2 separate regions of the Homo sapiens genome follow, and region 1 is linked to region 2. Evidence: chromatin contacts called from ENCODE Hi-C or POLR2A ChIA-PET data. All regions are on one chromosome and are shown on one strand. Each heading gives the region's core, a stretch centred on a gene start or an enhancer-like site at or near the end of the contact. The rest is flanking DNA. Distances are from core to core; before and after follow the strand shown.

Region 1 (6,045 bases), core at 1,041-3,540, 1.3 Mb after region 2:
CAAATCACTGTAAATTACACAGCTGAATTCAGCTAGTGTGCAACTACTGATTTCCAACGTAGTTTCCAGAAACTCCCAAACTAAGTCCTATGTAGAACTGATAAAACTTTTCTCCATTTCTAAGTCTTCTCATCACATAGTTAACCTCGTACAGCTTGCTGCCCACAAAAGTTGTTTAATAAATTCAACCGAGGCCAGGCGCAGGGGCTCATCCCTGTAATCCCAGCACTTTGGGTGGGCCAGGCGAGTGGATCACCTGAGGTCAGGAGTTCGAGACCAATATTGTGAAACTCCGTCTCTACTAAAAATACAAAAATTAGCCCGGTGTGGTGGCGGGCGCCTGTAGTCCCAGCTACTCGGGAGGCTGAGGCAGGAGAATCGCTTGGACCCGGAGACGGAGGCTGCAGTGAGCCGAGACTGGGCCACTGCACTCCTGCCTAGGCGACAGAGCGACATTCCGTCTCAAGAATCAGTCAATCAACCAGACCTGAGCCTACCAGTGAGTAGTACTTTTTACACGTCTGTCTTCAAGTCTTATACTACCACTGTTCCTCAAAGTCAAGAAGGGCTCTGGCTAAACAGCTTCCTTTGCCACCATTTTAATTATCTGAATTAAACAAGATATTTCAGTATTCACCACAATGTACTGGTTGAAACATGAAATCACTAAGAGAAGGTGCTCCAAGGTTGTTTACCATGAGCTACCTTTTTTAAGTGACAAGGTCTCGCTCTGTTGCCCCCGCTGGAGTGCAGTGGGACGAGCACAGCTCACAGCAGCCTCAAACTCCCGCCGAGGGGCCACTTTTTCCCTCCCATCAAATTACCTATCCTGAATTGGTCATGATCAAACAAAAATACAAAAGCCTTGTAGCAGTTTTTCCTACGTAAAGGTTATTTACTGCCTGAACAGTATCCTAACCATTCCAACTAAAGTCGAACTGAAATGAGAATTCACAAGAGGAACAAGAAATTTTGTTTTGCTTTGTAACACCAAAAAATTTAAAAGAGGCTGTTGCAGTGAGGTACAAGTCTGAAGTAGCTCATCTTTTTCGTCAGTGTTAGCCACACTTGCTTTCAACTTCAGTCTTAATTTGTTTCCAGTTCTAAAATGCTTTTTAAAAAAGTCTGAGGTAGCAAAGTAGCTGCTGGTACTTCAGCTTGATTCTGAAGAAATAAATCTTAAAAGCGAATCAAGCCAACTCATGAATTTAAAATGAAGGCAAAGTCCAATTCGCCACTCCCACCCATTTCTCACACCAGCTGTCCACCAATCGTGGCTGCAACATTTCTGACACGACTAAATGGGCTGAATCACTTGAAAAGACTCGGCTTCGCTAGTACTCATGAAGAACCGCACTTTCAGCCGGATGGGGCAGGGCCACGCTCAGAACCACCAGCTAAGACCCAATCCTCTCGCTAGGGAACCGTAACTAGGCAACCAGCACCAGTCAACAGCGCGCGCTCGCTTCAAAACAGCAGGTTGCCGCGGGTACCGAAATTAACTCCAGAGAACCAGGGTCAGCAGCGAGAGGCAGAACAGAGCACTAAAACCTAGTAGCATCACAAAAACGAGGCATTAACTGACGGGTGGTCTGAAGCCGGAGGGCAGTTTTAAAGACCACGCGAAAAGGGGTAGACCTACTCAACGCACTTTGCTGCGGGTCACAGTTATTTTCTCAAAACCCCACAGGCCACGAAGAAAGGTGGCAGTCCCAGCCAATGAGAGGCGGACACAAGTTGCACCTCCAGCGGCCGTCGGCGCCATAGGCGGGGGAGAGAAAAATGAACGAGCGCGCGTGCGCGGAGCGTTCAGTCGGGCGCGCGCAGAGGTACGGGCTGAAGAAATGGGGGAAGGGTGGAAGAGGAAGATATGCGCACGCGCACGGGAGGCCGCGCGGGCTGTGGGTCTCCAGGCAGGTTCGCAAACACGCGCGCGCCCGCCGTTAGCACTGCTCAGCGCCCCCGCCCGGCCTTTTCGGCCCGTAGTGCCTCGAAAACCTGAGAGAAGCTAACGAAAAAACGCATAAATAACGGCGCAACGTCTCCTTGGTTCTCCTTTCGCCGCCAACCCGACACCACCCACAAAAGAGTCAAAAATATGGCCTGTCCTCGGTCTTCACTGCCCCTGGAGTAACTTGAATACATTGCGAGGCCTACCTGACACGCCGAATCGCGGTTCCGGGAATTTATCTCCGTTGCAACCACACAGCGGCCATTTCCCGACTCAAGAACGCGAGGAAAACCATAGAGCTACCTTCGACGCGCTAGCACGTCTCCGTCACTTCCGATCTGGGGCGTGGCCTCGGGTGCCGCTAAATATGCGGGCAAGCCCCGCCCACCCTTCCGCTCCGGTCCGGCTTCCTGGCTGCTATTAAGATGTTGCCTGCGGCCTTCTGGGAAGTCGCGTGGCTGGTCTCGCGGGAAGATGTGACGGCTCCGCCCTCTGGCCCGTAGCGTCAGCCTTGGCCGGAGAGGCGGTAGAGTAGGGTGGGTGTTTTGTCAGGCCTGAGTTAGCTTCGCCATACGGCGCTTTTCGCTGGTGTCTCTGCCTCGTTCTGAGTAGACCCCCTAGACCTCACCGCCGCCCCTGCGTTTTACCTCAGTAAGCTCGTCTGGTCTGTTCTTTCTGTGGGGCCGGCTCAGACCAGGCAAAAAACAAAAAGACAATCCCACACTGAGGAAAAGACCAGGAGGCAAGACGTGGCTGTAATTGCAGACACGCTGCTCCCTCAGCCAGCAAGCGCCACTTTTCCTCTTGGACGCCTAACTGGAGATTAGAAAATGTGGCTTTTGGTTTGCTATTAAATTCGGCAGACGCACTTAGTTGAAAAATGGCCACGATCTAAATCCCTTTCGTGGCGTCTGATCAAATCGGAGCTCAAGCCGCAGCAGCCGGAAACCTCTTAGGCTGCTCGTGCCAAAGAAGGCCGCCCTTCTGGCGGCGTGATGACAGCTTTACCACATCGGCAACGTTGGCATAGGCATGAAAAAATAAAGAGCACGAAGCAGTTGAGCTTTCAGCCTGTGACGATGATTTGTGGCAGCCGAGGAACACAGCCCAACGTAGCTTGGTTGTCCAGAATTATAAGTCAGATTATAAATAGGCAAGCCACATTCGATTTGAATAGAATTTAAATAACAGCCGTAGCACATTTTGCATTAATACTTCTCCGGGCTGCACTTTCTTAGGGCCTAAAACCGCTATTGCTTTGATGTTTAGAGATGTTAACTACCTTGATGGATTTCAGACTTGTAATTAGCAACCAGGGTGTCAGTGAGTGAATCGAAACTAGGATTGGGCCCTGGTTGTGAATTTAACACTGTGCTTAGAGCATTCTTTCTTCACAGTCCAGTTTACCAGCTGAACTAGAAAAACGACAACATTTTCATGGAGTGAATCGTAGGTTTTTTATTGTACAGTCTGTCCCTCACCCCATTACCACCTCAGGATGTGGACACAGAAATCCTTGGCCTTTTTGTTGTGCCCTGATGTCCCAAGCATTCGCAGGTTCTCAGAAATATTTGTTGAGTGAATGAACTATATTTAAAAAAAAAACAACTAAGGGCTCAATACACGTCTGCTATTCTGCATGTATTGGGAGTCGGGGCGCTCCCAATACATGCTGTTATTCATTTATTCAAAATACCCCAAATTGCAGGCTAGGATATTATCTTCGACCTCCCTCTGCAATTCTATTGCACATGTGTTGAAAATGAAGTATCTATTTGAGGCAATATAACTGATTATGATTTTATTTACATAACATGAGGTAGTAACAAAGGAGATCCTTTGGAACAAAGCCTTTAGTAAGTGGAAGTTATACAGACTTCCCTTGAAATAGATCCATTTGATACGTGATGCTTTCCCAATCTACAAAGTAGGAGGTTCTTGAATTTAGATGTTTTATGCACATTCTTATTTTCAAAACCTGAAATTCCACCATTACAGATTCATTCTTTGTAATAAATTTTTTTCCTATTAAAATACAAACGCCGAAAAGAGCAGAGGAAAAAAGAGCCCATTTAACAAATGAGCATTGCAGAAAAATAGAACATTATCTCAAGAAGAAATACAAGTTGTAAACAAATGACCAAACTGCTAAAAAGGTACAAAGAGAATGCTGAGATAAATTAGTAAGCTGATTTTAATTTTAAAAAAAAAAAAAAAACAGAGTCTCGCTCTGTCGCCCAGGCTGGAGTGCAGTGGCGCGATCTCGGCTCACTGTAACCTCCGCACCCCCAGGTTCAAGCAAGTCTCCTGCCTCAGCCTCCCAGGTAGCTGGGGTTACAGGCTCCCGCCACCAAGCCTAGCTAATGTTTGTATTTTCAATAGAGACAGTGTTTCACCATGTTGGCCAGGCTCGTCCCAAAGTCCCGGCCTCAAGTGATGCGCCCGCCTCAGCCTCCCAAAGTGTTGGGATTACAGGCGTGAGCCACCGCGCCCGGCAAGGTAATTTTAATTTATGGTCATGGAGAAGTTATTGTTAATACGATTATAAAACTCTTTCTTGAAAGATATTGCTTCTGTTTTGGTTTGATTTTAATTTAAGATAATTGAAAAAGAGAAATGGGCCAGACGCTGTGGCTCACGCCTGTAGTCCCAGCACTTTGGGAAGCCGACACGGGCGGATCACTTGAGGTCTGGAGTTCGAGACCTGCCTGGCCAATATGGTGAAACTCCGTCTCTTCTAAAAATACAAAAATTAGCCGGGCTTGGTGGTGGGCACTTGTAGTCCCAGCTACTTAGGAGGCTGAGGCAGGAGAATCGCTTGGACCCGGCAGGTGGCGGTTGCAGTAAGCCGAGATCACACCACTGCACTCCAGCCTAGGCGACGGATCAAGACTGTATTTCAAAAAGAAAGAAAGAAAGAAAGAAAATGAAAAAAGAAATGGAGACAAGAAAAGGAAAAAGAGAAATGGAGAAGAATGGATATGTGAAAAGGACAAAGATAAGAAGATAGGAATGAGGATGGGGTTGGAAGTCTAGCAGGAAGGCAAGCTCCAAGACCTGACTGGTTTTGCTTGGTTTGTTTTGTTTATCTTTTTAGATGGAACATCTGAACTATTTCCGTATTTGGGGAAATTGAAGCTGAAGTGGTATTTGGAGTCTCACTCTTCCCACTCCCTGAAAATACTGGCATTGGGAACCCAACAGTAGTAGTGGGAAGCAGGCAGCAGAGGAAACGTGACCAACAGAGATTCCCTAACTAGAGTGCTGATGGGGCCGGACTTTGGCTGTAGTTCCTGCTGCATGGCCTCCATTTGTGCATATCCCTCTACAGGCTTTGTGCTAATTTCTTTTTTTAATTTTAAGTGATAAAATGTTCATTGATTCTTTGAGCTAGCTGGTATCCTTCCAGTAAATTTCTTTTCCTGATGAGTTAATCAGAATTGGTTTCTTTTGTTTGCTAAGAACCCTGAACTCCATGTCACAGTTTTGAGTAGAAGCAGGTCCTATTTATGAGGTCAGTTTTCCAAATGATCTGGCATTTTTTTAGATCTGTACCAGTGAAATAAATGGTTCCCCTTGTCTAGACTATTTCATTCCTACTGGTGAACAAATTGACTAGGATATTTTCCTTATTTTTCTATCCCCTTTTACATACTAAGAATGTAGAGTTATTTATTTTATTTAAAATATTTTAATTTTATTTTTTCAATTTTAATTATTTTGGTTTAAAATTACCAAAATTATTTAAGAATTATGTATTTACAGTGTTGTTCCTTAATATTCATCTCACCATTTTGAAAAAAAATTGAAATATCAAAATGAGCCAGGTATGGTGGCTCACACCTATAATCCCAGCACTTTGGGAGGCTGAGGTAGGAGGATCACTTGAGCCAAGAATTTGAGACCAACCTAGGCAATATGTGAGACCTTGTCTGTTCGAAAAATTTAAATATTTGGATTTTTTTGTTGTTGTTTTTTGGTTTTGGGTTTTTTTCTTTTTGAGACGGAGCCTTGCTCTGTTGCCCAGGCTGGAGTGCAGTGGCGGGATCTCGGCTCACTACAATCTCCGCCTCCCAGGTTCAAGCAGTTCTCTG
Region 2 (6,343 bases), core at 1,447-3,946:
CTAACAGTTTATTTAAATAGAGATCTGAAATTTACATGGCAAAATGTTAGCTTATTAAAACCAAGTGCTAGTTCCATGAGTGTTTATTATATTATTTTCTGCATTTTTCTGTTAGAAATTCCATAAATAAAAACTCATTTTTTTTTTTGAGACAGTCTCACTCTGTCGCCCGGGCTGGAGTGCATTAGCACAATCTTGGCTCACTGCAACCTGTCCCCACACTCAAGCAATCTTCCCACCTCAGCCTCCCAAGTAGCTGGGATCAAAGATGCGTGCCACCACACTCGACTAATTTTTTTGTATTTTTGGTAGAGATGGGGTTTCACTATGTTGCCCAGGCTGGTCTTGAACTCCTGAGCTCAAGCAATCCACCTGCCTCAGCCTCCTAAGCGCTGGGAATACAGGCATGAGCCACCGCGCCTGGCCATAAAAACTTTTAAGATGAATTAAAAATGCATGTATGTTAAATATTCTACTCAGAAGGGTAGGAAATGAAAAGCAAAAAACATAAGGAAAATACATTAAGTCATACCCAAACTTACAAAGTAATGAATTAAACCAGGAGAACTAATTACAGATCTTGGAACCAAAATTTAGGGAAGAAAAAAACAAATTGCAAGGTAATAAAAAAAAAAAAAATGCTGGGCAGAGAGAAAGGGGAGACTAGAGGAGAGAAAACCATACTGAAAATGAGAATAGAGAAGTAACTACAGACACAGAAAAATCTAAAAGAATAAGACAATGTTTGGTACAATGCACAACAAATACATTTGTCACCTTGGATGAAATGGACGTTTTTCTAAGAAAATTAAAACTTTCAAATTTGACCCCAGAATCTTCAAAAAGATAAATCCTATCATAAAACAAATCATTTCAATGCTACTGAATTATTTGAAGATGAAATCATTCTAAATTTTTTGTAAAACCATCACAAGAAAAACCAAAATCCAAAGAGCATACACATACACACGAATGCAAGTAATTTTATGAATAGATGAAACCATCTTAAATGTTAGCAAATAAAATCCATCACATTAAAAGAATAATCCACCATGACCAACTGGAGACGGTTCTTCATCATAAGACTAGAACAATACTAGAAAATCTACTAAGATAATAATAATGTCTAATGTTATCTAAAGCCTTTGGCATCTCTGGAGACAGTATTTTTTTCCTTCAAAAATCTCTTGCTAGCAGTAAATACAACAACAAAAATTATAGCTGGATCTTCTTCTTTTTTTAGTAACAAGACAAGCTGTTTCTAAAGCTCATATGGGAAAAAGAGGCATGTGAGATAACTCAGAAAAACTATAAAAAGGAGTGAAAAAAATAAGACAGCCTACCAAAAAATAGGTACTAAAAAGCTATAGTAATTTAAAAAGGTACTACAATAAATCCATCTTTCCATAGAGAAAAGATGGTGGAGAAATGGGATTCCTATGTTAGCCCTTAATAGCAGCTAAATCAAAGATACAAATGTAAAATAATGAATCTGACACAGATATGAGAAAAAATAATATTTTTTCAAAAATTATCTTGTAGTGGAGCATAACTTTCCAAAACCCTTAAGAAAAAAAGCTAATAAATCTGAATATATACAAATTCAAAATCTATCTTCTAACAAATGACCTGACACACTAGAAATCAGAAAGTGTTTTCCATGCATATAACAATTTTATGACTAATTTCCTTAGTATATAAATATGCATATGTGGATCCACACATATACATACACATACACACACACATACACAGACACATACACCTTAAAAAATCATGAAATGAGAGATAAACCAGCAGAAAAATGGGCAGATTAAGAATAGACAGGAAGAAAAATATAGCTTTATATATAAGAAATATAAATAAATGAAAAAACATTTTCCAATTATCAGGTTGGTATAATAACAAAAGAAATAATACCCCTATCTATAAGAATTTGGGCAGAAATGCTCATAAACTAGTGGGAGGGAAATCAATTTCTATTAAGGGCAATTAGGCAATATCTATCCAAAACTTTCAAGTATATAAACTCAATTTCTAGAAATGTAGGATGCTCATTTATTATTAGCAATAACAACTGGAACACTTAAAATGTTCATCAATAGAGGCTGTTTAAATAAATTATGGTACAATCATATTACAGAATTCTAGGTAGCTGTTAAGAAAGAATGACATTGATCTGTATATGGCAGCAAAGTTCTGCAAAATGCTTTATTAAGTGATACATATATAAGTGTTACAGTATATTCTCCATTTGTATAAAAATGTATACGTACATTCACATATGTGTAACATGCTAGGGAAACCTTTGGAAGAATAAAGAAGAAACAGTGTATTTACAGTGGCTTCCTCTAAGGAACAAGATTGTGGGACCATATTAGGAGACAGACTCAATTTTTACTTAAAAGCCTTGCCTACGTTTATGTGCCAGACATATTCTGAGTTGGGAATACAGCAATGAATACACAAAATTCCTGTATTTGTAGAACTTACATGGAAGAGGGGTGGAGGGAGAGCAGAGAGAAAACATAACAAAAACAAGTGTATATACAACAAACACAGAGGATACAAGTGCTGTGAAGAATAAAGCACAGTTACAACAGAAAGTCTATGTATGTGTGGGAGAGGAATTATGACTTCACATGGGGTGGTAATAAAGGGAGAACGGTGAACTATGGGTGCATATGAAAGTTCCCCTACCCCATGATTGAGAGTAAAGTGATATCGAAACTGCAATTCAAACAGTGATTAGCCAGGAGGGAAGGGGGAGAGAAAAAAGGCAAGCACTATAGAAGGAGAGGAAACTCAGGTAGGTGTTCTTGGGTAGGTCTGGGTAAACAGGTACAAAACAGAAATGAGTTCATAAAAGGGCTCAGGAAATAAAAGGATTTAGATAGGGAGACAGAAAATTAGATCTTTAGTTTAGAAAACTTATTCTGGCCGAAATAAACTGAAAAGTCAAGAAACCAGTTAGATGTTTAGGTAATTCTGCTAAAAGCTAATGGCCTTTAAGAGGAAAAGTAACAGTAAATAAAATAATGAAAACAAAAGTAACAATAAAGATGTAACAATAAAGAGGAAAAGTAACAATAAAGAAGAAAATAATAAAGAGGAAAAATAACAATAAAGAGTAGTGGGCCAAAAAATGTACAGTTGATTCTCATTATTCACAGGTTCTACATTTGTGAATTCACCTAATCACAATTTACTTGTAATCCCAAAATCACTACTCACTTTTGCAATCACTTGTGGACATGTGCAGAGCAGCGAAAAATTTGAGTCATCCAACATGCAATTTCACAGAAGGTGACGTCGGCCTTTTTGATACAGCTCTCATACTGTAAACAAATGTCCTTTTCATGGTCTACTTAGTGTCGCATTTTTTCCAGTTTTGTACTTTTTGTTGGTAATTTTGTACTTTTTGTTGGTAATTTTTAAAATGGCCTGTAAGTGTAGTGCTTAGTATTCTAAACACAAGAAGGCTAGGATGTGCCTAACAAATAAAAGATATTAGATAAGGCATGACTTCCAGTGCTGTGGGCCATGAGTTCGGTGTTAATGAATCCATGCTATACACATCCATTAAATAAGGTGTCTTTAAATAGAGACACATATAAAACAATGTTATGTATTCACTGATTGATGAAAATGTTATGAGAGGCTCACAGGAACCTACCTCTGTATTTCTTGTAGGAGCAATGGTTCAGTATTCATTAATTCAGTGTTCGTAGTGACTATAAAACATAACTACTGCAAATAACAAGAGTCGACTATATATGTATGCATATTATGTGCACACACACATACATTTACTTATTTATAAGGTGGGAATAACAGGAATGGTAATCAATTATGAGTAGCAGGTGAAGAGAGATGAACCAAGGATGATACTAGATTCCTGATTTTGGTTAACTAGATGGTGACAGTAATAACAAAGACGGGAAACAGAAGAGAAGGTGGCACCTTGGATGAGGAAGACAAAGGTGTCAGCTTTGAAGGGTATAATATGCCACACTGCAATAAAGATAATCATGTGCTGAAGTGTGCATATATCCTCCTCCCCTTTGACGTAAGAATCATATCTTTGTTCATCTTGGGTTATATCCTGCAACTAAACTGCTTTCCTTCACTCATCCAATATAAATTAGGCATGTCAATGTCGGAAATAAATACGCATTTTATCAGTTTTGTTTTTTCTTTTTTTTTTTTTTGAGATGGGGTCTCACCACACTGCCCAGGCTGAACCTGAACTCCTGGACTCAAGTGATAATCCCCCTGCCTCAGCCTCCCAAACAGCTCAGACTACAGGTACATGCCACCATACCCAGCTTATCATTTCCTTTGCCTTGCACTGTCATCTCTGCAATTACATCACCAATATTCATCACAACCTATACTTAAAGAGTGTTTCTATGTGAGTCCTAAAAAGTAAAAGAATATATAAAATTTTACCCCATGGAAGGCAAGAATTCTAAATGCTAAATACCTTAAAATAAAATTTTCACAACCAGGTAGTTTGTTTTTTAATTTGTTTATAGAAATAAAACAGTACTTTCAGCATAAATGAGTAAAAGACCATTCAGAAATATCAAGTTTATATAGAAAATCCTAATGGATAGATTGTATGTTTTTACATTTGATTTAGGAAAATCTCAGAATTTTAATTTCTTTCAATGTAGCTTTTACAAAATATATATATTCAAAATGTGACAAATTTTTTACAATCTAAAAATTAAAATTGTATAACTGCATAAGCTGAGCTTTATGTCATTATAAATATATAGGTAAAGGAAAACTAGTATAGAAATTCATATTAATCCCTCCCTGTCTAGTCCACATTTATATATAATCTGTTTATATATAAAACAATTTCTAAACTATTATAAAACTGACTTTATAACCAAATATATACCTGCATGAACACAAAAAACATGTTGATACACAGTACTTTCTCAACATACAATGTATACTTGTTTATTTGCAATGGTCCACATACAGATTCAGGGTCAATTTAAAAAGGTAAATAATCATATGAGAACTCATTATTCTTCTCTATAACCGTATTTTATCTTCAGTGGTTCCTTTTACTTACAAAAAATGAGCACCTTATTAGTTTTATCCCTGGTATGACAATTAGTTACATGACCTCCCACTGAGTACTAAAAACTAAATATAAAACACTGACTATAGTTATTAATACATATGAGAAGAAAAAGAGTAAAAGACAAGTTTAAGAAAGACAGATTCAAAGCTAAAAGGAGAAAAAGAGGTTAAAATGCCAGTTTAGTAACTAGGAAAAAGGAAAAGTTTTAAAAAGTGCTCTGTACAGAAATGAAACCCTGGTTCTTGGCAATTTATTGCAAGAAGAATCATATCCAAAAGAGCCACCTAAAGACTTTAGAATGCAAAAGGACAAAACATCCATCCATGAACAACATCAGATCTTTTAAGAAACCAAAAAGAGTGAAGAGCAAAAATTGTTTATAATGTATTTTATATCATTTAGAATATAATTACAATATTATTTCTATTTCTAAAGTAAATTATTAATGCCCTTGATCATAATGCAAATAAAAACAGCTTTGCATCTTAAAATTTACAGCTGAACTGGAAAATAAAGTCAACTAAAACACGTAGCATACCTGAGCTACTAAGACAGCAATCAATAAACAGCAGCTGGTACAGAATATACACTTAGTGCCAACAATCATCACAAGGAGTGTATTCATGAATAAGCAGACACTTGGCTTTTTACCAAGGATCGATGGCCAAGGGTGGAAGGTGGAAAGGTCTGCTCAGTTCCACCTTCGCAGTCTCAAAGAGACTGTGACATTCCCTTAGTCAACAGGGCAAGTACTTGTCATGTACATGCCTGACAGACCAGCAGCCAAGCCAAGGAAAATAGGAAGCCTGGAAACCTATTTAAGGTATTGTTGCCTTCTCTTACCACCCTATAATATCTAATTTTTTCCCCACCAAAAGAATCTCATACCTAGTAGTTACAACCCTAATCAGCCAACAAATGGAGACCTAGTTCACCCTAGAAGGTCTACTATATGGTTTTAAAAGTATTGCATTTCCACTTGAAAATTACTTTGTTATAAAAGAAGGTAACACAATAGTGCTGCTATTCAACTACAGTGTAGATTACATAAGTATTTGGGGATTCATGTGCAATGTGGACCACTTGTGCAGCACCTAACCTATCAGTAATTATCATCAGTTACAAACTCTTATAATTCAATTAATTCACTCCTAAGTTGGAGACTGCTAATATATACATCTAGTTCAGTCATATACTAATTCAAAGTTACTAAAATGTTTGATCAAGGTTCAAGACCAG

What was found. Hi-C counts contacts between places; a loop is a spot of excess contacts on that map. ChIA-PET counts read pairs that join two places held with the same protein, here RNA polymerase II (POLR2A). Pooled maps may share reads with other maps.
Region 1: a pooled map shows a loop between it and region 2 (5-fold over the local background). The contact joins the promoter of BCLAF1 here to the enhancer-like site in region 2. A Hi-C loop is called at or near these places in 3 of 50 pooled maps. POLR2A ChIA-PET finds 5 or more read pairs at or near these places in 2 of 52 experiments (activated CD4-positive, alpha-beta T cell and activated naive CD4-positive, alpha-beta T cell).

Annotation. Positions count from the first base shown.
Region 1 is chr6:136,287,556-136,293,600 of GRCh38, forward strand. BCLAF1 (BCL2 associated transcription factor 1) reads right to left here and starts at 2,291. Exons shown (of 13, transcript NM_014739.3): 1 at 2,158-2,291. It overlaps LOC124901408 (a long non-coding RNA gene), which reads left to right and starts at 2,459. Exons shown (of 4, transcript XR_007059784.1): 1 at 2,459-2,602. RefSeq lists enhancers at 1,085-1,681, 1,207-1,326, 1,682-2,278, 1,697-1,816, 1,763-2,962 and 2 more.
Region 2 is chr6:135,027,640-135,033,982 of GRCh38, forward strand. The region is part of intron 4 of HBS1L (HBS1 like translational GTPase); the gene reads right to left. Among named protein-coding and RNA genes, the nearest start is that of HBS1L, 24 kb to the right of the region's middle. RefSeq lists an enhancer at 2,725-2,784. Within about 2 kb of position 2,697, at least 3 of the 41 ENCODE cell types and tissues checked have a DNase peak (open chromatin) inside an H3K27ac peak, as active enhancers do.